Regions from separate parts of the Homo sapiens genome. Here regions 1, 3, 4, 5, 6 and 7 are each linked to region 2. A link is a contact called in ENCODE Hi-C or POLR2A ChIA-PET data. All regions are on one chromosome and are shown on one strand. Each heading gives the region's core, a stretch centred on a gene start or an enhancer-like site at or near the end of the contact. The rest is flanking DNA. Distances are from core to core; before and after follow the strand shown. Region 1 holds the start of UVSSA (UV stimulated scaffold protein A). Region 2 holds the start of NSD2 (nuclear receptor binding SET domain protein 2). Region 3 holds the start of FAM193A (family with sequence similarity 193 member A). Region 4 holds the start of TMEM175 (transmembrane protein 175). Region 5 overlaps CTBP1 (C-terminal binding protein 1). Region 6 overlaps RNF4 (ring finger protein 4). Region 7 holds the start of TNIP2 (TNFAIP3 interacting protein 2).

What was found. Hi-C counts contacts between places; a loop is a spot of excess contacts on that map. ChIA-PET counts read pairs that join two places held with the same protein, here RNA polymerase II (POLR2A). Pooled maps may share reads with other maps.
Region 1: a loop to region 2 is called in a map of gastrocnemius medialis, with 6 times the contacts of the local background. The contact joins the promoter of UVSSA here to the promoter of NSD2 in region 2. A Hi-C loop is called at or near these places in 6 of 168 maps with a recorded cell type or tissue (CD4-positive, alpha-beta memory T cell, CD8-positive, alpha-beta T cell, ascending aorta and 2 more), 14 of 37 single-sample maps with no recorded cell type and 29 of 50 pooled maps.
Region 3: a map of B cell shows a loop between it and region 2 (32-fold over the local background). The contact joins the promoter of FAM193A here to the promoter of NSD2 in region 2. A Hi-C loop is called at or near these places in 1 of 168 maps with a recorded cell type or tissue (B cell), 2 of 37 single-sample maps with no recorded cell type and 10 of 50 pooled maps.
Region 4: a pooled map shows a loop between it and region 2 (23-fold over the local background). The contact joins the promoter of TMEM175 here to the promoter of NSD2 in region 2. A Hi-C loop is called at or near these places in 1 of 37 single-sample maps with no recorded cell type and 7 of 50 pooled maps. POLR2A ChIA-PET finds 5 or more read pairs at or near these places in 2 of 52 experiments (Caco-2 and activated CD4-positive, alpha-beta memory T cell).
Region 5: a pooled map shows a loop between it and region 2 (10-fold over the local background). The contact joins the enhancer-like site here to the promoter of NSD2 in region 2. A Hi-C loop is called at or near these places in 9 of 50 pooled maps. POLR2A ChIA-PET finds 5 or more read pairs at or near these places in 3 of 52 experiments (activated CD4-positive, alpha-beta T cell, activated CD8-positive, alpha-beta memory T cell and activated T-cell).
Region 6: a pooled map shows a loop between it and region 2 (5-fold over the local background). The contact joins the enhancer-like site here to the promoter of NSD2 in region 2. A Hi-C loop is called at or near these places in 2 of 37 single-sample maps with no recorded cell type and 3 of 50 pooled maps. POLR2A ChIA-PET finds 5 or more read pairs at or near these places in 1 of 52 experiments (activated B cell).
Region 7: a loop to region 2 is called in a map of lower leg skin, with 13 times the contacts of the local background. The contact joins the promoter of TNIP2 here to the promoter of NSD2 in region 2. A Hi-C loop is called at or near these places in 1 of 168 maps with a recorded cell type or tissue (lower leg skin) and 10 of 50 pooled maps. POLR2A ChIA-PET finds 5 or more read pairs at or near these places in 1 of 52 experiments (Caco-2).

Annotation. Positions count from the first base shown.
Region 1 is chr4:1,345,328-1,348,892 of GRCh38, reverse strand. UVSSA (UV stimulated scaffold protein A) reads right to left here and starts at 1,685. Exons shown (of 14, transcript NM_020894.4): 1 at 1,133-1,685; 2 at 704-803. The coding sequence starts at 801. RefSeq lists enhancers at 997-1,076, 2,922-3,444, 3,445-3,565 and silencers at 1,307-1,746, 1,987-2,316, 2,537-2,626.
Region 2 is chr4:1,869,579-1,872,724 of GRCh38, reverse strand. NSD2 (nuclear receptor binding SET domain protein 2) reads right to left here and starts at 1,332. Exons shown (of 22, transcript NM_001042424.3): 1 at 1,183-1,332. RefSeq lists silencers at 899-1,598, 1,649-1,878, 1,909-2,168 and an enhancer at 1,902-2,403.
Region 3 is chr4:2,535,038-2,538,195 of GRCh38, reverse strand. It overlaps FAM193A (family with sequence similarity 193 member A), which reads right to left and starts at 1,549. Exons shown (of 21, transcript NM_001366318.2): 1 at 1,026-1,549. The coding sequence starts at 1,280. RefSeq lists silencers at 546-595, 340-634, 636-795, 846-1,135, 1,216-1,315 and 3 more.
Region 4 is chr4:930,669-933,954 of GRCh38, reverse strand. TMEM175 (transmembrane protein 175) reads right to left here and starts at 1,495. Exons shown (of 11, transcript NM_032326.4): 1 at 1,415-1,495. GAK (cyclin G associated kinase) reads left to right here and starts at 1,639. Exons shown (of 28, transcript NM_005255.4): 1 at 1,639-1,912. The coding sequence starts at 1,768. RefSeq lists an enhancer at 1,054-1,373 and a silencer at 1,534-1,853.
Region 5 is chr4:1,216,655-1,220,005 of GRCh38, reverse strand. All of the region lies in intron 5 of CTBP1 (C-terminal binding protein 1), which reads left to right. CTBP1-AS (CTBP1 antisense RNA) reads right to left here. Exons shown (of 6, transcript NR_104331.1): 6 at 1,415-3,351. Among named protein-coding and RNA genes, the nearest start is that of CTBP1-AS, 8.2 kb to the right of the region's middle. RefSeq lists an enhancer at 792-1,381 and a silencer at 2,730-2,799. Within about 2 kb of position 1,250, at least 3 of the 41 ENCODE cell types and tissues checked have a DNase peak (open chromatin) inside an H3K27ac peak, as active enhancers do.
Region 6 is chr4:2,483,511-2,486,596 of GRCh38, reverse strand. The region is part of intron 1 of RNF4 (ring finger protein 4); the gene reads right to left. Among named protein-coding and RNA genes, the nearest start is that of RNF4, 16 kb to the right of the region's middle. RefSeq lists enhancers at 28-529, 1,033-1,312. Within about 2 kb of position 1,401, at least 24 of the 41 ENCODE cell types and tissues checked have a DNase peak (open chromatin) inside an H3K27ac peak, as active enhancers do.
Region 7 is chr4:2,754,809-2,758,102 of GRCh38, reverse strand. It overlaps TNIP2 (TNFAIP3 interacting protein 2), which reads left to right and starts at 1,767. Exons shown (of 6, transcript NM_024309.4): 1 at 1,767-2,089. The coding sequence starts at 1,814. RefSeq lists silencers at 1,305-1,444, 1,625-2,144, 2,165-2,224.

The DNA of each region.
Region 1 (3,565 bases), core at 436-2,935, 520 kb after region 2:
CTCGGGACATCTCCCAGCCCCTCCTGAATGCTCCTATTCCCAGCTCCTGACCCCACATAAACCATTGCGAATTCGATTTCCTGGCGCAGGCCACAAAACCTGACCTGAAATTTTCTATCAAAATGTCAACACTCCATCACTGTATAAACAATCTATAAACTGCCATTTTACAAACACAGGATACAGAATAATCAGTGTCCTCGACTTATGCTCCACCCTCCGAGGGGAAGTTTTGCTTCCCCCATGAATCTCTGGCTGCCTGAGGGTGACGGCAGAGATCCCCTCCGGCGTTTTCCTTGGAGGAAGTGAACAGAGGTGGACATACCCTAAAGGCGATGGACCAACTCGCCCATCAGCAAGCTCTATTCTTTCCCTTCGAAAAGTCCAGCAGCAAAGAAAAAGATGCACGTTTCTCTCTGAATCACATTTGTGCACTCAAGAACTCCTACAGGATGTGCTCCAGACCACACAAATGGGAATGAAGAGAAGCACCAACCACAGAGCAGTGGGGTCCCCAACGCCACACGCCCCGACCCCAGAACATGACCACCCGTCAGAGCCGGGTACTGCAGGGCCCCGAGAAAATGTCCTGGGTGTGTCCCTCGGGTGGTTCTCTCCCAGGTGGGGGCAGGAGGGCAGGGCCCTGTGTGTGTCCTGGGCTCAGTGGGCCAGTCAGTTACTGTTACTGAACCCTAAGACATACTTGCAAATTTTCTTCAGTTCCTTCATTTTCTCAGGATTTAGTCGGGGTTCTCCTGAAGTTGTGAGCTCTTCTACCAACTTCGAAAGTTTCTGATCCATATCTAGAAATAAGTAAGGCAGAGATGCTATATCACCATCTGTATTTTATAGCTCTCGGTGTTATTAACGTGTTTACTGGGTTCCACTATAAACCGAAAGCTCCGGGAGGACCCTGAGGCTGGGGTCCATCTGTGGGTGCCTCTCTGGGAAATATGTGTGTCCAGCAAGGCCTTTACGGCGGTGATTGCAGTTTTAAAAGTGAACCTTAAACTCGGGACCTCTACAATCCCGTGTGTGGGACGCTGCATTGAGGGTCGTGCGTTAAAGGAACCAGTGGCGCTGTCCGAATCAGCTTTTCCCCAACGTGACTGTTGCTGTTTCCCTTATTCACTCAGATTCCGCAGGGCAGCCTCCAGCAAGGCTGCAGAGGCCAAGAGGAGCCAAGAAATTCTGAGACCAATGAAAAGTCGCGTCCGGAGAGCAGGGGCGGCCCTAACGGAGGCAGCCTGCCCGGATACCCAGGGCCGAGCACCGCGGCGTGCCTGGTGGGATGAGGCGAGGGCCTGCCGCACCGCCAGGGAAAGGCCGAAGGACCCGGAAGGAAGCGCCAGGCGAGGCCGGGGCGGAGGCTGGGAAGCTGCGCCCTACTCGGGGAAAGAAGGGGCCCGGCAGGGCCACGCGAGGCTTGGACCGCGGGGTCGCTCTCGCACAGCGGCTGCACCGGGCGGGCGCGCCGGCTTCGACGGTGCTCGGGGGGCTGCGGCCTGTCACTCGGCCCAGGGCCCGCCCTCCGGCCCCGCCGCCGGCGCTCTCGGGCACACGGGACACGCCCTGGCCGCAGGTCTCTGCCCGGCGCCCGCAGAGCCCCGGGGACCGAACCGGCGCGACCCCCGCCCGGCAGCGTAACCACAGCCCCACCTACCGCTGACGCGGCCGCTCGCCTCGCCCCGCCCCTTCCGGCGGGGGGACCGCCCCTCTTGTCAGGTGCCCAAGACCTCTACCGCCATTGGCTGGCCCTGGGCCGGACGCATCAGGACCTGGGGTCACCACAGCGACGACTGCACCTACCGCTCGACGCGGCCTTTCTCGCCGTTGCCCCACCCTTTCCGGTCAAGGCCCCGCCCCCTAGCACGTGCCCTGAGCTCGACAGCCAATGGCTCACCCCAGCCCAGGAGGCGCAGGCGCAAAGACGCGGCCGAGGTCTGCGCGGTGACGTAGGCGCGCTCCCGGCGAGGGCGAGGCAGGCTGCCGGGGGTGGGGAGGGGGACGCACGAGAAAAAAGAGGCGGGAGGGCGCAGAAAGTCCTTAAAGGGGCCGCATGTACGGGCGCCGGGGGCGGGGCCGGCCGGGAAACTGAGGCCGAAAGGAAGTTCCGGTCTGGGCCTCAACGCCACGCCCGCCCGCGGGCTCGCAGCCAGGTCCCTTCACCTGCAGAGGGCCGGTGAGGACCGCCCAGACGGGCGGGCGCGGGCCCCCGCCCCCGAGCTCGCCCCGCGCAGGGCGCCCTGAACCCCGCGGCGCCTCCCCGCTCCGGCCTCGGGAAGGGAATCCCTGGGCGGGCTTGGGGGTCTTCGGGGCCCACCTCGGCGCCAGACGCACAGCAGGTACCCCTGGGCCCGGGCTGGCCCTGGGCGGAATGAGAAGCAGAGGCGCCGTCCGTCCTGCCGCCGAAGTCCGCAGCCTCGAACGCAGGGGAGTGCGAGGTCGGCTGCGGACGGACGGACCTGGAGACCGCGCTTGGGAAACCGTGGCTTCGGAGGAGCGTGGTGTGGACCCCACTCGCGGGGCGCCCGGCACAGGCCACGCAGAGCAGACGCCCGACTGGGCTCCCGGGGCTGGGTGCAGGGCGGGGGCCGCCGGCGGCGGGCCGGGGTTTCTTTTTCGGGGGGATGGGCGTGCCCTTGCATTACGGTGGTGGTAGCTCACAACTCTGTTAATCGTGTTTTTACAGGGTGGGTTTCAGGATGTGTGAGTTATATCTCAGTAAAGCAATTATTTTAAAAAGGAAAAGAAGAGGGACTCCCTGCGCCGCCCCTCTCTGCAGCACCAGCTTCTGTCCCTGGGCGTCAGTGGCTCCCAGCTCCTAGCTTGCAGCCAGCCCCGAGCCGCTCCTCCGCCTCACCCCTTCCTCACCCTGCCTCTTGCTTCACTGAGCAAGCTGCAGCCAGACCCTCCCTCAGCGCCCCTTGCCCTGTGCATCCAATCCCCGGCCTGTGGCTTCCTCCAAGGCACCCATCCAGCAGTTTCCCTCTGTCTTCTACAGCGTGGTTTTTTTTGTTGTTACTAGTTCTCATTAGTATAAAAGGGTGCCGTTTCTCCCATACTAACAAAACCCTCTCTTTATCCAACTTTTCTTACCAATTGCTAAGTCCAGTCTCCTTTACACTGCCCCGGGGTGTCCTCTCAGCCCTCAGGCTCAACAGCACAGCCAAGCTGCCCGTCCACTGCCCTCTGTATCCGCTGATGGCCCTGCAGCCTTTTTTTTTTTTTTTTTTTTTTTTTTTTTTGAGACAAAGTCTCGCTTTGTCACCCAGGCTGGAGTGCAGTGGCACGATCGCGGTTCACTGCAGCCTCCGCCTCCCGGGTTCAAACGATTCTCCTGCCTCAGCCTCCCGAGTAGCTGGGATGACAGTCACCCGCCACCACGCCCAGCTCATTTTTGAATTTTTAGTAGAGACGGGGTTTCACCATGTTGGTCAGGCTGGTCTCGAACTCCTGACTTCAGGTGATCCGCCCGCCTCGGCCTCCCAAAGTGCTGGGATTACAGGCGTGAGCCACCGTGCCTGGGCCACCGTGCCTGGGCCTGCCCTGCATCCTTCTGTTC
Region 2 (3,146 bases), core at 83-2,582:
TGTGAAGCAGGTGGGTAGCACTGAAGAGCTGCTCCTGAGCCAGGCCTGAACTTTATCCAATTAGTCTTGTCTTCACAGGGTCTGCGCGCTCTCTCTCTCTCTCTCTCTCTCTCTCTCTCTCTCTCTCTCTCTCACACACACACACACACACACACACACAAAATACACGTTATCTACCTAAAAACGATTAACGTCACCACATCAGTTTTGATACTATGTTTCCACTTGAATGTCAAAGCCCATCGTGGGCACAGAAAGATTCGTGCTGCAATGGGTCCTATACAATACCCTCATCCATTTTATTTCTACCGAAACTTAAGACCAGCATTTTTTAAACGCCGAGATTTTAAACCACGGTTCCTGTGAGTGGAGCAAAACCAGCCATTAAGTCGCCAGGTCCCATCTCATGCACTGAGGCTTCAAGGACTATCAATCTGCATCCTGGGGCGAGGGGAACATCCCAGGCGGAGGCCCGGACGCCGAGGGCGCGCAGCCCCCCAGCAGGGTACCCACACCCGGCTCACCCCCGCCTCCACCTGCCAAGGGCCGGACCGCGGCCCGGCTTCCCGGGGGAGCGTCCGCGCTGACCAACGCCCGGGCGCCGCGAGTGTCAACGCCAGACACCGCCTGCAAACAAAAAGCGACCCTCGGCCCGACCCCTGGCCCCGGCGCCGGCCCCGGGACCCCAACCTGCCCCTCCCACCGCGGCCGCCCCGGACCGGGGGCGCCGCACAAAGGCCGGCCCGACCCGCTCGGCGCCGCGGGAACAAAGGCGGCCGCCTCGGCCGGGCCGGGCACAGGTGCAGCCGCAGGGCCCGGCCGGGCCCAACATGGCCGCGCCCGCCCGCCCGGCCCCGTTAGCCGCCGCCGCCCGCAGGCCGCCGCCCCTCCCCTGCCCGGACTCGTCCCGGCCTCCGCGGTCCGCCCGGTCCTCCCGCCGGCCCTCAGGCCTCCGCGGTCCTCGCGGTCCCCACGACCCTCTCAGGCCGCCCGGCCTCCCGGTCCCCCAGCCCCTGAGCCGGCCCCTCAGGCCTCCTCAGTGCCCCCACTCCTCCCGGCGCTCCCGCCCCCTCAGGCCTCCGCGGTCCTCCCCGCCGCCCCTCAGGCCTCCCACAGCCCGGCCTCCCGGCCCCAGCCCCGGCGGTTGGCGGCCCGCGACTGTTGGGCGGGCGCCCCAGTGACCTGCGGTGCGTCGCATCCTCGGCGGGCGGCTCTCCGGAGCGGCAGGCTGGGAGGGGGCCGGGGCCGTGCGGCGGTAGGGCCCAGGCGGGGAGGGGGCGGCGGCGGCGGCGGGCGCAGCGCGGCCAGGCCGAGGCTCTCGCGCGCGGCGCCGACCCCGCCCCCGCGCCTCCCGCCCGCCGCCGCCGCCGCAGCCGGGGCCGCCGCCGCCTCGCAGAAGCCGCGGGAAAAGTGCGCGCCGCTGATTGGCTGCCGCGCTCGCGGGGCCCGCGGACCGGGCTTTTCAAATCCGCGCCGGGGCCGCGCACGGGCGGGGCGGGCAGGCACGCGGCGGGTGGGGGCCGCGCGGGCGGGCGGGGCTGGCAGCGCCGGGAGGGCCGGGCCGCGGGCCCCGCGAGCCGCCTCAGAGTAGCGCCGGGCGCGCGCCCTGCTCCCGCTACTCGGCGGCGCGCACCCGGCCCAGACCCGGCGCCCGCGGGCGCCGCGCTCAGTGACGTCACGATCCGCGCCCAATCACCGTCCGGAGCCGGCGCCCCCGAGCCGTGGGCGCGCGGCCGCGGAGGCTGGCGTTGGGCGCGCGGCCCGCCCGCGCGGGTCCCCAAGCTCCTGTCCCGTGAGAGGGGCGCGGGGCCTGGGGCCCGCGGGAGGCTGCTAGCGGCGTCCGCCTCGCGGAGCGGCAGTGCGGGGACGGGTGGGGAAACCGCCGCAGAGGCCCCGCCGTGGCGGGCCCGGAGCCTCAGAACAGACGTGGCGGAGAGGGTCAGACGCCACGACGGGGCAGGGCAGGGCGTCGTGCTCTTCCCGCCTAACGGCCGCAGGGCGTGAACGAGTCCCCCGGGCGAGGGTCCGACCCGGAGCTGGGCGCGGCTGCGGGAGGACCGCTCGCGAGGGGAGGACGCCTGGTCCAGGGGCGCTACCCCAGCGCCGCTGCGGTAGAGCCGGGCTTCAGGGGGTGGCGCGGGCGACTGCGTGCGGCACAGGGAGGAGGAGGAAGCGGCGCGGGCGAGCGGGGAAGTCAGACGCTGCAAAAAGTGGGCGGGCCGGGCGGTTGAAGCCGGTGTGATTTGCTGCCCGCCGCCCATGGAAGTTCGGCTCCTGCCTCCAGGTGCTGCCGGAGCCGGCGGCCTTGGGTTTTCTGTCACGCAGGTTCAGGGAGCCGGGAACACCTTCGGCCTTGAGCCTTAGTGTCTGCTCGAGCTTTACAGGCCCAGCTTGAGCCCTCGCTGAGAAGCGGGCCCAGGGGAGCCTGGCGAGAGTTTGGTCAAGGAGAGCTTTGTGAAAGTGCGCTACCCGGGCTATAGAACGACACCTCAGCCCAGGTCCTGCCTCCCCGGACCCACCTCCAGCCACCAAGGAGTGGCCACAGTTCACCTCCTCTTCCTCTCCCGCGCCGCCTCCGCTGCTGTCCCTTCACAGGTGCTGGGCCCCTGTATGGGTTGAGTTGTGGCCCCCCCAAAAAAACAAGGGTTGCTGCAAGACTTACTATAAGGCTACAGTAATTGAGACATTGTGGTACTGGTGGAAAAATACACAAATAGATCCATGAACAGAATAGAGAACCCGGATATAGACCACATAATGGAGTCAGCTGAGCTTGACTCTAGGAAATGGAATGGAGAAAAGACAGTCTTTTCGACAAATGGTGCTGGAACAACTGGATGTCCACATGCAAAAAAAAATCAGGCTAGACACAGACTTTACACCCTTAACAAAAATTAATTCAAAATGGAGCCAAGGCCAGTGGCTCACACCTGTGAGAAGTGTGAGCCAGCACTGTGGGAGGCCAAAGTGAAAGGATTGCTTGAGCCCAGGAGTTGGAGACCAGACTGGGCAACATAGCAAGACCTCGTCTCTATCACCAAACAAATAAATGAATTTTTAAAATTACGGCCAGTGCCAGGCATGGTGGCTCACACCTTTAATACAAGCACTTTGGAAGGCCGAGACAGGTGGATCGCCTGAGGTCA
Region 3 (3,158 bases), core at 300-2,799, 670 kb before region 2:
ACAATTTGTGTCATGATTTAGCACAAAAATACTCCCAACGCTTCTTTCATTTTTTAATTGCAATATCTTTAAAACTACATAATTTAAGAGTTTAAATAACATTATAAGAACGCAACTTTTCAAAAAAAATCTATTCTCTTTCAGCAGACAATGGGATAACTGGAAATGACTGCGCCAATTGCATACCCACTTATAAATAGTGTACCCTCTGAAATGTTGTGACCAACGGTTGAATAAAAGTGGCAGGAATCCATAATTGGTAGGTGCAATGTGTGCTAGCTGTCTTCATAAACAAAACTGAAAAAAATCACCTTTCAAATTCCTTAAGTTCGAACCCTAAATACATACCTGAGTAACCAAACCACTAAATACCCCTGAAAACTTAACAAAGCGGGGGAGGAGGGGCCAGGGCTGCCAGCTCCAGGTGGCTGTCAGGTAGATTTCAAATAACCACATAGGAGGACCAAAGGAAAACTTCCGGGAGGCCCTTCTCAATCATCACGCGCACGGAATAACGAAGGTGGCCAGAGAAACATTTCAAAGCCCTGGGAGCGAAAGGGCAGCTTTGCTCACTCCCGGAATCGCAGTCGCTCTGGAACCGCCGCAGCGGGCGAGGCGCCACGACAGAAGCCCGGGCCTCGCGGGTATCACCCGCCGGGTCCAGCGGAAGGCGAAGCGCCGTGCGCGGAGCTGCACCCCGGAGACGTCCCCGCCCGTTGAGGGGCTGCTCCAGCCTGCGGACCAGCCCGTCGCCGTGAGCGGCGGCCCCGGTGTAGCCCTCCCGCCGCCTCTGCTCAGGTTCTCCTCTCAAGAGGCTGACAGAGGCCGCGTCACGCCGAGCACGGCCCACCTGCCGCCCTGCCCCGGGACCTCGGCAAGCGCAGCGCCGCAGGACCCGTTATCCGCCCGCCCGCAGCATCCCGCTCCCAGGCCCGGGGCCGACAGCGGGAGGCCGAGCTCCGCCAAGGCGCGAGGGAACGGCAACCGCGTACCGCCATCGACCCCTGCCCGCTGCCGCCGCTTACCTCGAAGTAGCCTCCGGGGGCGGCGCCGCCCGCGCTCGCGCCCGCGCCGAGAGGCCCGTTGGCCGCCGCCGCGCCGCCCACCAGGCCTGCCGCGCTGCCCGGGGCCGCCAGGCCCGCGGCCTGGGAACCGCGCAGCGCCGCCGCCGGGCCGGCCTTGCCGCTGCTCGCGCCGCCGTTACCCCCGCCCGAGCCGCCGCCGCCGCCCCGCTTGTTCTTCCGGCGCTTGGCCCCGCGCTTGGCGTCGGCTGGGCTCATGGCGGGCGGGGAGAGGGGCGCAGAGCGGGCGCGGGGGCCGCGGGCGGCGGCGGAGGGCGGGGAAGGCGGGGAGGCTGAGGCGGCCGCGGCGGCGGGCGCTCCGGCCAGCCGGGGGGCGCTGCGCGGGGTCGCGTCCGGGTCGGGGAGGGCTGGGGCGGGCGGGAGCTGCGGGGCAGGCCGCTGGGCGGGAGGAACCGCGAGTCCACAGTCCCGGCGCCGCGGCTGACCAGAGTTAGAGTCCAATATGGCGGACACAAGGGGAAAGGGATCCCAGTTTACGTCGGGGGAGGGGGAAGGAGCAGCGGGGAGGGGGAGGGGTGTGGGCCCCCACCCCCCACCCCCACCCCGCCTTACTCCGCCCCCCGGCTCTGCTTTTCCCTTTGCTTGCCCACCCCCTCCTGCCGTTAACGTGCCTCGGCGCGCAGGACACGCCGGGAACTGAAGTCCGTGCTGCCCGTGCAGCAGCTGGGGGTACCCGGGGGTGGACCACGATTCCCGTCAGGCCTTGCGAGGCCGAGGGCCCGGGCGCTGGGAGGAGCTGGGGCCAGGGAGCTGGATGCGGCGGTGATGTCACCGCCTCGCTCGTCGCCGCAGGTCCCGCCCGCGCCGCGCGGCCTTCTGGGCGTTGTGGTCGGGCGTAGGGCTAGGCCGGCAGGAGGCCGCGCCGCCGCCCGCGAGGCAAACTACACGGCTGGCGGCAGGGAGTTCCGCCTCTCTGACCGGTGTCCGCTGCCCGCCCGCCCCGCCCGCCTCGCCCGCGCCCCTGTCCGCCGCCCAGGTGCCGCAGACCGGCGCGGCTCCCGGGATGCACCAGGGGCGGCGCGGCGCGGCCCTGGCCTCGCCAGGAACGCCCGGTGACCTTGGGCTAGTCTAGTTCTGGTCCAGATGACTCAGTGAGGACCACAGAATCCCTGCCTCGTGGGCTGGGCGGGGGTTCGGGCAGCGCTGGAAAGCCGGGCGCGGTGCGGTGGGGTCCGCCTGGGTGCGGAGGCAGCGGCGGAGCCGGCGAATCTTGGACCGGGCCTGGGGCTGGGACACGCCGGTCGGTTCCCCGAGAACCCCTCGCCTAAAGGGTGCTCTTCCCGAGCCCGCCCTCTCCCTGCTATCCCGTTAAGCCCTCTCCAGTGGTCCCGGTGCCTTGCTAATCCACGGGGCCCTAGGACGATCCGGCCGTGTCCCACACCCTCGCACTCACGCACCTCGGGGACGACTAGCCGGGTCAGACCCTCGCAGACGTCCAGATCAGAAATAAGGGCTTGCGTCTGGACCCTCCTCCCTCCGCGGCCTTGCAGACATCTGCGAGCCCCAGGCAGAGCTCTGCCCTGAGACCCGGGCCACGGGGGGACCCTGCCGGCGGCTCCGCCCCCTGGAGGGCCCCGCTTACCACAGACACAGAGGCACAAAGGACATGATTTCCCCTTTTTGGTTCCACCGGTGGTGTCAGGCCGAGAGGCGGCGGGCTTGGCATTGGGATGTACGGCCTGCCAGGCTCCCCTTGCAGCGTTAACCGAGCTCTACTGTTCGTCCTGGGTCCCCGCAACCCGCCCCAGCTGCAGCCACAGCCTCCTGATCCTCTGACCCATTCTTCATGACACAAGCAGAAATCTCATGTGATCAGAAGAAAGCTACCCTTAAAGCCATTCAGATACCATCCTAGACGAAAAAAGGCCCCCCGCCCCATCAGGGTCTTGGATGATCCTGCCACTGAACATGGATTTTGAGAGAGCGGGTAGGAATGCGTTTCTGGCCTCTTTTTCAGTGTCATAGGCTGTCCCTGCCCCTTGCCTCAACCCCTGTCCTTTCCTTTGTCATAGCACATTGCACAGGATTGGGATTCATGATGTCACCAGTATCCCCAAAGACAAAAGGTTTTATTGG
Region 4 (3,286 bases), core at 246-2,745, 940 kb after region 2:
GAAAAGGGTGTTGTAAGCAATAAATCAGTGCCTAAACTAAGCTATTGCTACTGTTATTTTTGTTATATATATTTTTAAAGATGTCATTTGGCTTCATGCAATACTTCATTCCATAACATAGATAAGTGTTCCAACGAGCTGAGGCTATTATCTTTTAATGATAAAGATAACAGATGTTAGCTTCTGGGACGGCTAAGAGGCTGATGTGAGCTTTAGAATCCATTTTTGAGTTGGAGAACAAATAACTCTGTTGAAGGGGTTGCAACCTTAAATGACTATAGGAACCAGGCAGGTAACATACATGAGCCCATCTGGTCAGGCAAATGACTGTGTCTTACCTCAAGGGACCACTCTAGGTAATTGGTAACACACATCATTTTGGGTCCAATATTGACAGGTTTGATTTTTCCACAGAAGCTGGAAAACTAGGTTTTTAACATTTAGGCCTTTCAATTATTATTATTATTATTATTTATTTTTTGAGGCGGAGTCTCAGGCTAGGGTACAGTGGCGCCCGCCTCCCGGGTTCAAGCGATTCTCCTGCCTCAGCCTCCCGAGTAGCTGGGATTACAGGCACCCGCCACCACGCTCGGCTAATTTTTGTATTTTTAGTAGAGACGGGGTTTCACCATGTTGACCAGGCTGGTCTGGAACTCCTGACCTCAGGTGATCCGCCTGCCTCGGCCTCCCAAAGCACTGGGATTACAGGTGTAAGCCACCGCGCCTGGCATCAGTCTTTAAATGATAGCAACTAATTCACCTCCTGCTACCCACTCCCAACCCCCAAATACTGTGTGGGCCAAAAACTAAAAATGCATTGTCTGTGAGCCATTTCCTTATTATCCTATAAGGAAAGTCACCATTTCATCTCCAAATAGTTGGGCATTACGAACCCTTCCAAGTGGTTCATGAGGATTTGCTTTTGCCTTGGAAAATGTCAGGGTGAGAACGAACCTTGAGGGTCACAGGGCAGTCTCTGCAGTGTTGTGGTTGCCCAGGACGAAGGTTTTTCTAGCCCACGGCTCCCACTACTGGTCACTGCCCCAGGCCAGACCCTGGCCCTCTCCTCGGAAGACAGAGCAATGCAGCAGCGTTTCCCCTGCAAACTGCCTGCCTGGCTGCTGGGAGGGGGCTGCCAACCTTACTCACTAAGCGTCACAGGAAACTCCGACCTCCATGAGACGAAAACCAAGTATTTACTGAAAGCTTAACGCACGCTAACTCCTTGCTCCTTAGCCAACTGAGAGAAAAATTCGCGAACCCATTCGCAAACGCGGCGCTAACAGCAAACGGGAGGCTGACTCCACCCAGAGGATGGCGAAGCGCTTAAACCGGAGACACCTGAGAAGGAGCCTCCCACAAAACAGACCATGTGGGGAACGGTACCGGGAGCTGGACTGGGGCGCTGAACTACCTGGGCGGGAATCGCCTCGGCGACTGTTCCGCGCGCCTCCGCTTGAGTCAGCCCGGCCGGGAGCTTGACAGCCGGAAGTTCATCGCAAGCCCGGCGACGCCGCGCACGCGCTGTCTCCGTCAGACCTCCGCGCCTGCGCGCGCAGCCAGGAAGTGAGGCCGCGGCGGAGGGGACGGGGCTAGGCCGGGTCGCCGCCTGACGCGACGCGTCCTCACGGGCGCCTACGTCACGGCGTCGAGGCGGAAGATGGTGCACCTCCGGGCCGGCGGTTGCTGAGCTGACCCGGACGGCGAGGGAGCGGGAGCCCGAGCCCGACCACTCCGGCTGCCGCGGGGTGCGGCGCAGCCACCGCCATGTCGCTGCTGCAGTCGGCGCTCGACTTCTTGGCGGGTCCAGGCTCCCTGGGCGGTGCTTCCGGCCGCGACCAGAGTGACTTCGTGGGGCAGACGGTGGAACTGGGCGAGCTGCGGCTGCGGGTGCGGCGGGTCCTGGCCGAAGGTGAGGCCCCGGGTCGGCAGCGCGGGTGCGGCCGCGGAGTGTTGTCTCCGGGACGCTGGGGGCAGCGTCAGCCCGGAGTGGAAGGGCGTGGGTTAGGGCTGGGGAGGGTCCCAGCGGGATCGTGGGTCAGGGTCGGCCAGGGGAGGGTCTCTGCCGAGGGCGTGGGTCAGGGCCAGGCGAAGGTCATAGCGCGGGCGTAGGTGAGTGCCTGCTGGCGGTGATTGCGGAGGGCGAGGCTGGGACCGGGTCGGGGTACTTTCTTGTCATAAGAGTAGGGTCAAGTCGGAGCAAGGCCTGGGGCTTGGGGAACCCCCTCAGGGTGGGTGGGGGAAGATGTTACGGTGAGGTGGGGGATGGTGGCAGGCAGGGAGCTTGGGTGGGGACCCACAGCGGAGACTGAGGGACGGTGCCTAGAAGGCCGACAGCTGGAGTCAGGAGGTGAGCGGTGCAGGAGGTGGGTTTAAGCCTTGGCCTTTTGCCGGACATCTGGGGTTATTGAGCAGGCAGGGACAGGACTGGACTTTGGAGGTTAGGGCTGGTTCTTCTACAGTCCAGGGAACTTGAGAGTTGGTGGGTGCACACGTGTTGCAGGTAGTTGCGGTTGTAGCCTGGGGGGTGGGGGGGTTGGCCGAGGGTAGACTGGGCTGTGTCTCGTGATCCCCCTTCGTCTTTCAACACCTCAGTGTTTCTCTTCCCGGTGAACATCTACTCGTGTGATTCCGTGTGTAGTACAGGAAGCAGAGCCAGTGGTTGTGACCTATATAGAACTTGCAGAGTGGACAGGTCACTCGGCTTAAGTCCTCTTGAGTCAGTCTTGAGTCAGTTTTGTCTCTGCATGCTATTTCTAGCTCCCTGGATGTCCTCTCCGTTCACACGGAATCGATCACCAGTGCCAGTGGGTCCCATTCTCTCTTGTGGATTTTCCTTACATTTTTTGTCCAGTGGTGCCTGGAGGTGTGTCATATTTCACTGGCTGTGAAGTTTATGGGCTAAACACAGTTGACTTGGGTGCGGAAGCGTAACTCTATTCTGCTGTATTGGCACAGGGAGAGGGAGTGAAGCGACACAAAAGCCCTCACCCTCACCAGCTCCCTGGTACCTCTCAGGGCTGGAGGGTTAGCCTGTCCAGGTGCCTGCTCTGTGACCAGACAGGAGACTATCCCAGAATTCTGATTATCACAAAAGGCCTGCGGAGACATTTTGACTGTAGCATTATCACACACTTTGTCTCCATTGTGGTCAAAACCAAACAGATTTTGGGTATGATTTGGTCAGAAAGTCTAAGCTCTTCTTTCAGAAGTGGGGGCTGAAGTGTGATATTCTTTCACATCAGTTGGAAGATTTCTCTCAGATCAAATCATTTATTCTGAAAAT
Region 5 (3,351 bases), core at 1-2,500, 650 kb after region 2:
CGAACTCCTGACTTCAAGTGATCCACCCATCTTGGCCTCCCGAAGTGTTGGGATTACAGGCATGAGCCACTGTGCCCGGCCTAATTGTTTCTTGACAGTTGGTTATTAGTAGGTAGAAATACACTTGAGTTTTGTAAACCAACCTCATATCCCACAGCGTTCTAAATTCTCCATGTTAGGCCGGGTGCAGTGGCTTGTGCCTGTTATCCTAGTGCGTTATGAGGCCGAGGCCGGAGGATCACCAGGAGTTAGAAACCAGCCTGGATGGCGTAATGAGACCTGCCTCTGCCAAAAACAGATTCTCTTGAATTTTCTCTTGCACACACTGCTGTGTCATCTGCAGATAAACACAGATTTACATTTTCCTTTCTGATCTCTGTACCTTTTATTTCTTTAATTTCTTTATTTTTGCCTTTTTGCATTAGCTACAATCATCAGCAGCAGTGAGTGTGGGTGTTACCGTGTTGATGTGGGAGAAAAAGTTTCTGACATTTCACCATTAAGTAGGACGTTTCCTGTTGGTCTTTTTGTGGTCTAATTAATTGGTCTGATGTTGAGGCAGCCATCCCAGCTCTTTTGATCAGTGTTTGTGTGGTATGTCTTTTTTCATCCTTTTAATTTTAGCTTATCTCTGTTCTTATATTCATTCATTCAGAGACAAGGTCTTGCTCTGTCACTCGGGCTGGAGTGTGGTGGTGCGGTCACGGCTCACTGCAGCCTTGAGCACTGGGGCTCAAGAGATCCTCTTGCCTTAGCCTCCGAAGTAGTTAGGACTATAGGTGCGTGCCACTGCAATTTTTTTAAATTAATTGTTATTATTATTATTATTATTTTTTGGTAGAGACAAAGTCTTGCTGTGTTGCTCAGGATGGTCTAGAACTCCTGGGCTCAAGTGGTCACCCTGCCTTGGCCTCCCAAAGTGCTGGGATTACGGGTGTGAGCCACGGCGCCTGACTTCTGTCTTTTATGTTTAAAGTGTGTCTGTTATTAATAGTATAGAGTTAGTTCCTCTTTCTTTTTTCAGTCTGACAGTCTTTGCCTCTTGAGTGTTCAGTTCATTTATTTTTAGTGTAATTGCTGATGATTTGGATTTCGGTGTCATCTGGCTACGTGTTTTCTGTTCATCCTTGTTTTTCCTTTCTGGCCTTCTTTTATATTAATCAGGTGTTAAATGATTCCTTGCATCTGTTGTTGCTTTTTAACCTATACTCTGCTTAGTGATCGTGTTTAGTTTTACTTTAGAGATTAGGATACGCCTTCATAACTCACTGCCACCCAGCATAACCTGTGAAGACTCGTCCAGGGCGGCCAGAGGCCCGCGGTGGCTCCTCTCACCCTCGGGCCGATTTTCCACGTCTATTATGCAGAAAACCGTACAAGAAGCTATTAGTCATGAGTCTGTCAAGGAATTTTTCAGTAATTTTTCTTTTGAATATCAACCGACACATCCACCCTTTCTGCCTTGTTTACGCCCCCCGATTCTGGCTGTCCTCGGGCGTCACGTTCCTGTAGCCTAAAGACTGTCTTAGAAATGTGGCTCACCAGTGACCGATTCCTTTTGCTTTTCTTTGTCCGAAAATGTGTTGCCTTTTTTTTTTTTGTGGAAGGTAGTCTCGCTCTGTCGCCCAGTCTGGAGTGCAGTGGCGCGATCTCGGCTCACTGCAGCCTCTGCTTCCCAGGTTCACGCCATTCTCCTGCCTCAGCCTCCCGAGTAGCTTGGACTACAGGCGCCCGCCACCACGTCCGGCTAATTTTTGTATTTTTAGTAGAGACGGGGTTTCACCATGTTGGCCAGGCTGGTCTCGAACTCCTGACCTTGTGATCCGCCCACCTCAGCCTCCCAGAGTGCTGGGATTACAGGCGTCAGCCACCAAGGCCTGTTCTTTAAAATTTATTTTTTAAATTCTTTTCTCTCTGCTTCTGTTTGGATGCCATCTGCTGACTTTGAGCCCCTCCCTTCAAGCTCCCGATCCTTTTCTTGCAGTTAGCTTTGTCCAGGGAGTTCCGTTTCAGAGGGATGTTTTCGTTCTGGAATTTCTATGTGGTTCTTTATAGAGTTACCATTCATCTTCCGGAAGCCTCCATTTTTCTGCTGTTTACATCCACACTTGTTGTCATCTCTGAGCATGTTTATAGTAGTTATTAAGAGGTTTTGCTGGCTGATTCCAGCCTCGGTCATCTGTGCGTCTGTCCGCTTCCAGTGTTTTGTTCTAATTAGAAACTACATCCTCCTGTCTCTTCACCTGCATCATCATAATTTCTTATCCTAAGCCAGACATCATGTGGAAGAGAATGGCAGAGACAGAAGTGAAGAATGGTCTCGCCCCGAACAGCCGCTGCTCTCCCGTGTCAGGCGTGGCCGGCGCCGGCCCGCGGCTTTAGCTGGTTTTCGCCACCGGCAGCCCGACTTCCGGGGCTTTGTGTTGTGCGCAGTGGGAAACAGCGTGTCGTCCGCCTTCTGCGCTGTGGGAGACGCCTTTCTCTGTGTCTGCCTGTGTTCTCTTCCTCCCCATTTGGTGGGATCCCTGGCAGGGGGCGTTGACAGACGGGCTGTTCTGCACCTGGGGAGCTGCCCGGGTACTCCGGCCGTGGCTGCAACCCTCAGAACTGCTGCTCCCACCTCCGCCTGCCGAGCCCTCCTCCCTCCTGCAGCAGCCTCGTCCCTGGGGATGGAAGGAGCCACCATGTTCCTTCTCGTAGAACAGGCGCCTCCCTTTCTAGGATGTAGTGCGTTTAGACGGTCCTCAGCTCTTCTGACTGGCCTCCCAGCCTCCCCCAGTCCTCTTCCCAGAGTGACTGGGGGTCCCCTGGGCGTTTGGGCCACGTCCGGCCACCCTGTGTGCCTGGCGGTCTGGTCTCCTTGGCCCTCAGGCCGCCGCGGGCCCCTCGCACGTGTTGTTCCAGCTCTCTGGCTCCCTTCCTGTCCCCTTATGTCTCCAGCAAGCTTGGTCTTCTCAGGGAGGCCTGCCCTGGCTGCCGCCTTTGAAACTGCGCCCACTTCCCACCCGCCCCGGCGCTCAACCTGCTTCCTTCCTGTGTAGCGGTTCCCTCTGAGGCAATGCAGGAGACACCACGTTCGCGGGCTTGGGGTCCTGTGTCCTTTGCAGCCATGCTGTTGGCTCACAGTGGGCACGAGCACTCTGCAGACCCTTCCCCGAGGAGGAGCCGGCCCCAGCCAGACACGGTGGCTCAAGCTCCACGGCTCCTGTGCTGGGACCCGTGCCAGCCTTGGACTGCTGGGGTGGGGGCAGGCACGTCTGCCTGGGATGGCTTTCTCTGCCGCTCCACTCGAAGGGGTCAGGACCTGAGCCCAGCGGGGCCTCCCTGGTCTGGAAGTTTCCCTCCTGCCCC
Region 6 (3,086 bases), core at 152-2,651, 610 kb before region 2:
GAAGCTTTCTGGAGCCCCCTCATTCTCCATGCCCTGGCCCATACAGCAATTCACCCCAAATCTGGTTTTTCTCTCTCTTTTGGGTTTAGTAAGGGTCAGGAGTCAGAGTTCAAAGGAATTTGGAAGGCTGGTCTTGGGGATAAGCCACCAAGAGGCTGGATTTCACCAGGGCACTGAGGTGAGACAGGAGCATTTCCAGCAGAGCATCCCAGCGTGGTGGGGACGTAGAAATGCAGAGTGAATGGAGACCTTAGCGGTCATGGGAAAGTAGCCCTCACCAACTACAAAGGGTTCTGGATCATGCAGGTGAGAGTCCAATGGAATAAGAAAACTAACAACAGCTGAGAGGTGCCTTCTCTGCATCTGCACAAGGCACTGCGCTTCCTAAATATTAATATCACCACATGTGCTCCTCACATCACCCAGTAAGGAAATAAGCACTGTTATGTTCCCCATTTTACCCATGAAGCAGCTAAGGATTAAAGTTAAGGAACTTCCCCAAAGTCATCCACACCTAGTAAACAGAGCCTAGACTTAAACCAGGGCAGTCTGATACCAAGACCCACACCCTCAAATAGGTATGTTAGTGCCAGAATCAAATACATCAATTCCAGAAACTAGCGGGAACACTGACGGTGATTTTTCAGATTTCTCAAATTTAGTGTGTTCCAAAAGGAACCCTTGCCTCCTCCTTCCGCCAACATATACTCCATTTCAAGAAAGGGCCCCACCATCCTCCAGTCTCTCGTCCAGTATGCTCTCACTTAGGTAAGCGCTACGAGGACAAGGCTCTATTTACTTTCTACCTAGCTAAGACCTTACACAAAGCAGATGCTCATATTTATTGAAGGAATAAATGAGGGTAAGAGTGGGGTGTTGATGGCGCCCCTGCCACTGAGAAAAGAGGAGCTGGGGTAGAGAAGTGGTCATTCCTAACTGGGGATGGTCAGGAGAGCCGGATGCTAGGTATTCCTAAAGCTTCCAAGGTGAAAGGAGAAACAACTCACGCCAAGGTATCTAGCTTCTTACTCTGCAAGAATGAGGCCATAAAACCCAATGAGGGAAGGGAGAACAGAAACAGGTGCTGAGTGTAGTTTTAGAAAAGCAGGGTGTGAGACACCCAGGGAGAAAGGGCCCAAGGTAGCTGGAAACTCAAGAGTGAGAACTCGGATGGACGTAGAGATTTCAGAATGTGTGAAAACTTGGGGAGGCAGGTAGATAGAATCTGTAAAAGAGAATTTAAAAGAAACAAAGCTAGGAGAACCTGGAGCCGTCACTCAGACAAAACCTCCTTCTTCAAGGAGGAGGAAGCAGTGAACAGCTGCAATGCACAGGCTGGGGAACTGAAAGGCGGCCAGTGAGCTCAAACACGGAAGTGGGACGCTGGTGACCTAAGCAAGTGGAAGCAGCAGCAAAGGAGTCGCAGTCCCAGCCCAAACGCGCTGAGGATCAAGCCGGGCTGTCTAGAGGAAGCAGTGCTGAATGGGGCCTCAAGTGACAGGAGGAGTTAATTAAGAAACAATGTATGTGGGTGGGGTGGGCGGAAGGGAGCAGGGATGTCCCACACGAGCACTGTGTGGAGGACAACAAAGGTGCCGAGGGTTCCTAACAAGCCTCACTGACTACACCCTCAGGACAGGGCCATCGAGGGTTTTGGGACAGAGATGACATGTTGAGATCTGCATTTAGAGACCATGTCACCTGTGTCTGGTGAGAACAGATGGGAGACTGAACAAGTCAGACTGTAGACCAAGGAGGAGACTCAGGGTAGCCCAGGTGAGAAGAAAGCCATGAGGCTCGGGGTAGTGGCAGAGTATAGGACAGAGAGGTGACTGACGGGATGGAAGCTGGAAGGGCTTTGGGGCTTTCTTCATTCTTATAGATTTATTATTTAAGGTCTAAGTAATTATTCTGTTTTTCTTAGAGGTCCCCCCCAATAAAGCTATTATAAGCACTTCAGATATTGACCCCCCCCACTCTAGCAGGAGTGTGACATATAATTATGTGTATTCATGGTATATATGTATACGATGTGCAGATGCTCCTTGACGTACAATGGGGCTAACTCCCAATAAATCATAAGTTGAAAAATTCTAAATGAAACACTGTAAGTCAGGGACTGTCCGTGTATGCATATGTGCATGTGTCTCTATCATACATAAAGGAGTCTGCTAATGGATAGAGACATACAGGCGGGCAGGAAACAGGAAGAGTGTTAGACTGGAACCAAATTCTATGACCCTATCTCATACCACTGTATTCCTATGAGCAAAGAGTCAGCTGAAAAGGGGCAGTGGGGAGCACAGCAGAACCAGAATGATATCGTAACTCTGCAGCCAGTCCACAGGGAGATGCTCTAACGAGAAGCTCTTCTGTTTAGCCTAGGCCTACACCAGGTACACAGAACCCTCAAACCCCACCTGGGAGGCAGAGTCTGATACAATTACCCACTGAAAATAAGAGACCTGGGTCAGGCATGGTGGCTCACACCTGTAATCCCAGCACTTTGGGAGGCCGAGGCGGGGGGGGATCACCTGAGGCCAGGAGTTCGAGACCAGCCTGAACAATATGGTGAAACCCACCCCCTACTAAAAATACAACAATTAGCTGGGTGTGGTGGTGGGCGCCTGTAATCCCAGCTACTCGGGAACCTGAGGCAGGAGAATCGCTCGAACCCAAGAGGTGGAGGTGAGCCGAGATCGCACCATTGCACTCCAGCCTGCGCAACAAGTGAAACTCAGTCTCAAAATAAATAAATAAATAAAAATCAATAAAAACAAATAATTTTTTTTTGAGACACAGTCTTGTTCTGTCACCCAGGCTGGAGTGCAGTGGTGTGATCTTGGCTGACTGCAGCCTCCACCTCCCAGGTTCAAGCAATTCTTGTGCCTCAGCCTCCCAACTAGCTGGGATTACAGGAACCCACCACCATGCCCGGCTAATTTTTGTATTTTTAGTAGAGATGGGGCTTTGCCATGTTGGCCAGGCTGGTCTCCAACTCCTGACCTCAAGTGATCTGCCCACCTTGACTTCCCAAAGTGCTGGGATTATAGGTGTGAGCCACCGCACCTGTTCACAAACACCTC
Region 7 (3,294 bases), core at 518-3,017, 880 kb before region 2:
GGGCGACAGATTGAGACTCCGTCTAAAATAAATCAATACGATACAGTACAGTACAATACAATACAATACACCACACCTGACCCCAAGGCTGTTGTTGGATGAGAGACTGTGGATTGTCACATGCACCTTTTACAGTTGAGGCAGAGGCTCAAGGTAGGTCACTGGAATGACGTGCCCCAGGCCACACATTAGCCTCTAACAGCTCTGGGTCCAGTTTTGTTTTTTCCACTCATGCCCCAGACAATCAATAGGCATTGTTTGTAACCATAGCCATGGGGACTGTAGGCTTGCTGTGCAGCAGCCACTGCACTGGACAAGCATTCCATGCACACTCCACCCTCTAGTCCCCACAACAGCCCAACCAGGTAGGGTGGGCACTCGCTCTGCCCTTCCTTCTGCTGAGAGGAAGCCCAGGCTCTGATGAGTAAGAAGGAGCCTTCCATAGCAAAGCCAGGCCTGTGTAGCCCAATGTCCGGGCCATAAGCACTTGGGTGGCTCTGGCTTTGCTTATAGGCTTGTCTGATTCTACAAGCTTGTGTTTTCCCAGGCTCAGCTCAGGCTTGGCTGTGGATCACATAAGGGAAGAAAGTCAAGAAGCTGCTCAGGGGCGGAGCCTGTGGGCAAGTGCACACACAGGGAAGACCCCTGCCCTATCCTGAGTAGGGAACCTTGGAAAGACCCCATGTGTGCTTGGGCATCATTGTGGGGAAGACTGGGCTGTGGAAAAACACTAGCGTTTGTCTGGGAATTTTGGGGAAGGAAAGGGATGGAAAAGCGAAAGGGTGGGAAGGGGCTGGTTTCCTGCTGCTTCTGCTATATAAGAACAGCATCTAGCAGGAAGGTTGTCCCGTGGGCCCATACTAGCCACCTTACAAAGCAGCGTCTGCAGTGGCTGACGCCTGTAATCCCAGCACTTTGGGAGGCTGAGGCCGGTGGATCTACCTGAGGTCAGGAGTTCAAGACCAGCCTGGCCAACATGGTGAAACACCATCTCTACTAATAATACCAAAAAATTAGCAGGGCATGGTGGCGGGCGCCTGTAATCCCAGCTACTCAGGAGGCTGAGGCAGGAGAATCGCTTGAAACTGGGAGGCGGAGGTTGTAGTGAGCCGAGATCGCGCCATTACACTCCAGCCTGGGCAACAGAGCGAAACTCCGTCTCAAAAAGAAGAAAAAAAAGGAAAGAAAAAAGAAAGCGGCGTGCGGGGCAGGGGGTTGGAGCTCTTTCTGGGCTCAGTGTCCCCAGGTGACGGAACACATGCCACGTGCTTGGTGCGCTGCGAGCTCAGCTCCTGGAGCTTCTGTTGCTGCTGTGGCCGCAAGGCCTGGACCCTCGCGGGGAGATTCAGACCCACACTTAGCTCCAGAGCTTGGGGGTTGTCGTTAAGCCCTTCCTTTCCATCAGAGGCTGATGAATCCCCAAACTCCTGGGCTGAGTTCGACTCTCCGACAACTCCTCAGAGGCGGATGTTTGGGGCCACTGGAATAAGCCCAGCACCAGCTGGGGTGTGGACAGCCTCGGGGGCCAGGCCAACTCTCCCGGACGGGTGCGGACGGCAGGGGCGGGGCCGGGCTGTAGGCGGTGGGAGGGGTGGGGCCGGGCGAGAAGGGGCTGGGCGGGCTGCCGTCGGGCGGGGCTGCGCGGGGAAGGGCGGGGCTGCGCGGGGGGCGGGGCTGCGTGGGGGAGGGCGGGGCCGGGCTGTTGTGGGTGGGCGGGGCGCACCGGGGAAAGTTCCGGGAAGGGCGGCAGCCGGCGGGGCCCGGGCGCGGAAGTTGCCGGCGGCCGCGCGGCCTCCCGGGCGGGCCTACAGCCATGTCCCGGGACCCGGGGTCGGGCGGCTGGGAGGAGGCCCCGCGCGCAGCTGCCGCGCTCTGCACCCTGTACCACGAGGCCGGACAGCGGCTGCGCCGCCTGCAGGACCAGCTCGCTGCCCGCGACGCCCTCATCGCTCGCCTCCGCGCCCGCCTGGCCGCGCTGGAGGGGGACGCCGCGCCGTCCCTAGTGGACGCGCTGCTGGAGCAGGTTGCGCGCTTCCGGGAGCAGCTGCGAAGGCAGGAGGGCGGCGCCGCCGAGGCCCAGATGCGCCAGGTACGAGGGCGGGTACCAGAGGAGCTGCGGGAGCGAGAGTGCGTGTGGCGGCCGCCGGGTCCTGGGTGGGTGAGCGAGCGGGCCCCGGGTCCTGAGGGGTTGAGGGGGTACTGGGTCCTGGGGTTGAGTTGGCCTCGGGTCCTGAGGGGTTGGGGGAGCACCAGGTCCTGGGAGTTGAGGGGGTGCCGGGTCCTGGGGGTGAGGGGGCCCCGGCTCCTGAGGGGTTGGGGGAGCATCAGGTCCTGGGGGTTGAGGGGGTGCCGGGTCCTGGGGTTGAGGGACACTAGGTCCTGGGGGTAAGGGGCCGTCGGGTCCTGGGGGTGATAGGGCAACAGCTTCTGGGGGGTGAGGGGACCCTGGGTCCTAGGGGAGAGAGGGGGACCAGGTCCTGAGTGGGATAAGGGGACACCACGGGCTGAGGTGTGCTGGGTCCTGGGGGGTTTGAGGCGTCACCAGGTGCTGGTGGAGGTGAGGGGGCTCTGGGTCCTGCGGGGTGAGGGTGCAAGGTTCTGAAGGGGATAAGCGAATGCTGGATCCTGGGGGGTTGGGAGGGCACTGGGTCCTGGGGGATGGTGAGGAGGCACTGGGTTCTGAGGAGGGGGGTTGGTGCAGTTCTTGGGTTCTGTGTGTGTGTGGTGTATGTTCAGGTGGGCTCTTAGGGGTATTTTGAGGTTCGTGTGTGGGAACACATTCCGAGGGGGGTGTGTGTATGCTGTGTGTATTCTGTGTGTATTGTGTAGTGTGTATGTTCCGGTTGGTTCTTAGGGGTGTTTTGAGGTGTGTGTGCGGGAGACACATTCTGAGGGGTGTGTATGGTGTGTGTGTGTACGCACACATGTGTGTCTTGGGTCCAAGGTCGTGTACTCATATTGTGTTCTAGAGTCCCTTCCAGCCCTCACCCATGCATGTGTCTTTCACTAGTGGCGCTTCAACTCTATGCTGGGAGCAATGGCAAATGCAGCCCGTGTCTGATAAAGGACACAAATCCTAGGCTGGGTGCAGTGGCTCACGCCTGTAATCCCAGTACTTTCGGAGGCAAGGCGGGCAGATTGCCTGAGCCCAGGAGTTCGAGACAAGGCTGAGCAACATGGTGAAACCCTGTCTACAAAAAGTGCAAAAAATTAGCCGGGCATGGTGGCACGTGCCCGTGCTCCCAGCCACTAGGGAGACTTAGGTGGGAGGATCACTTGAGCCTGGGAGGCAGA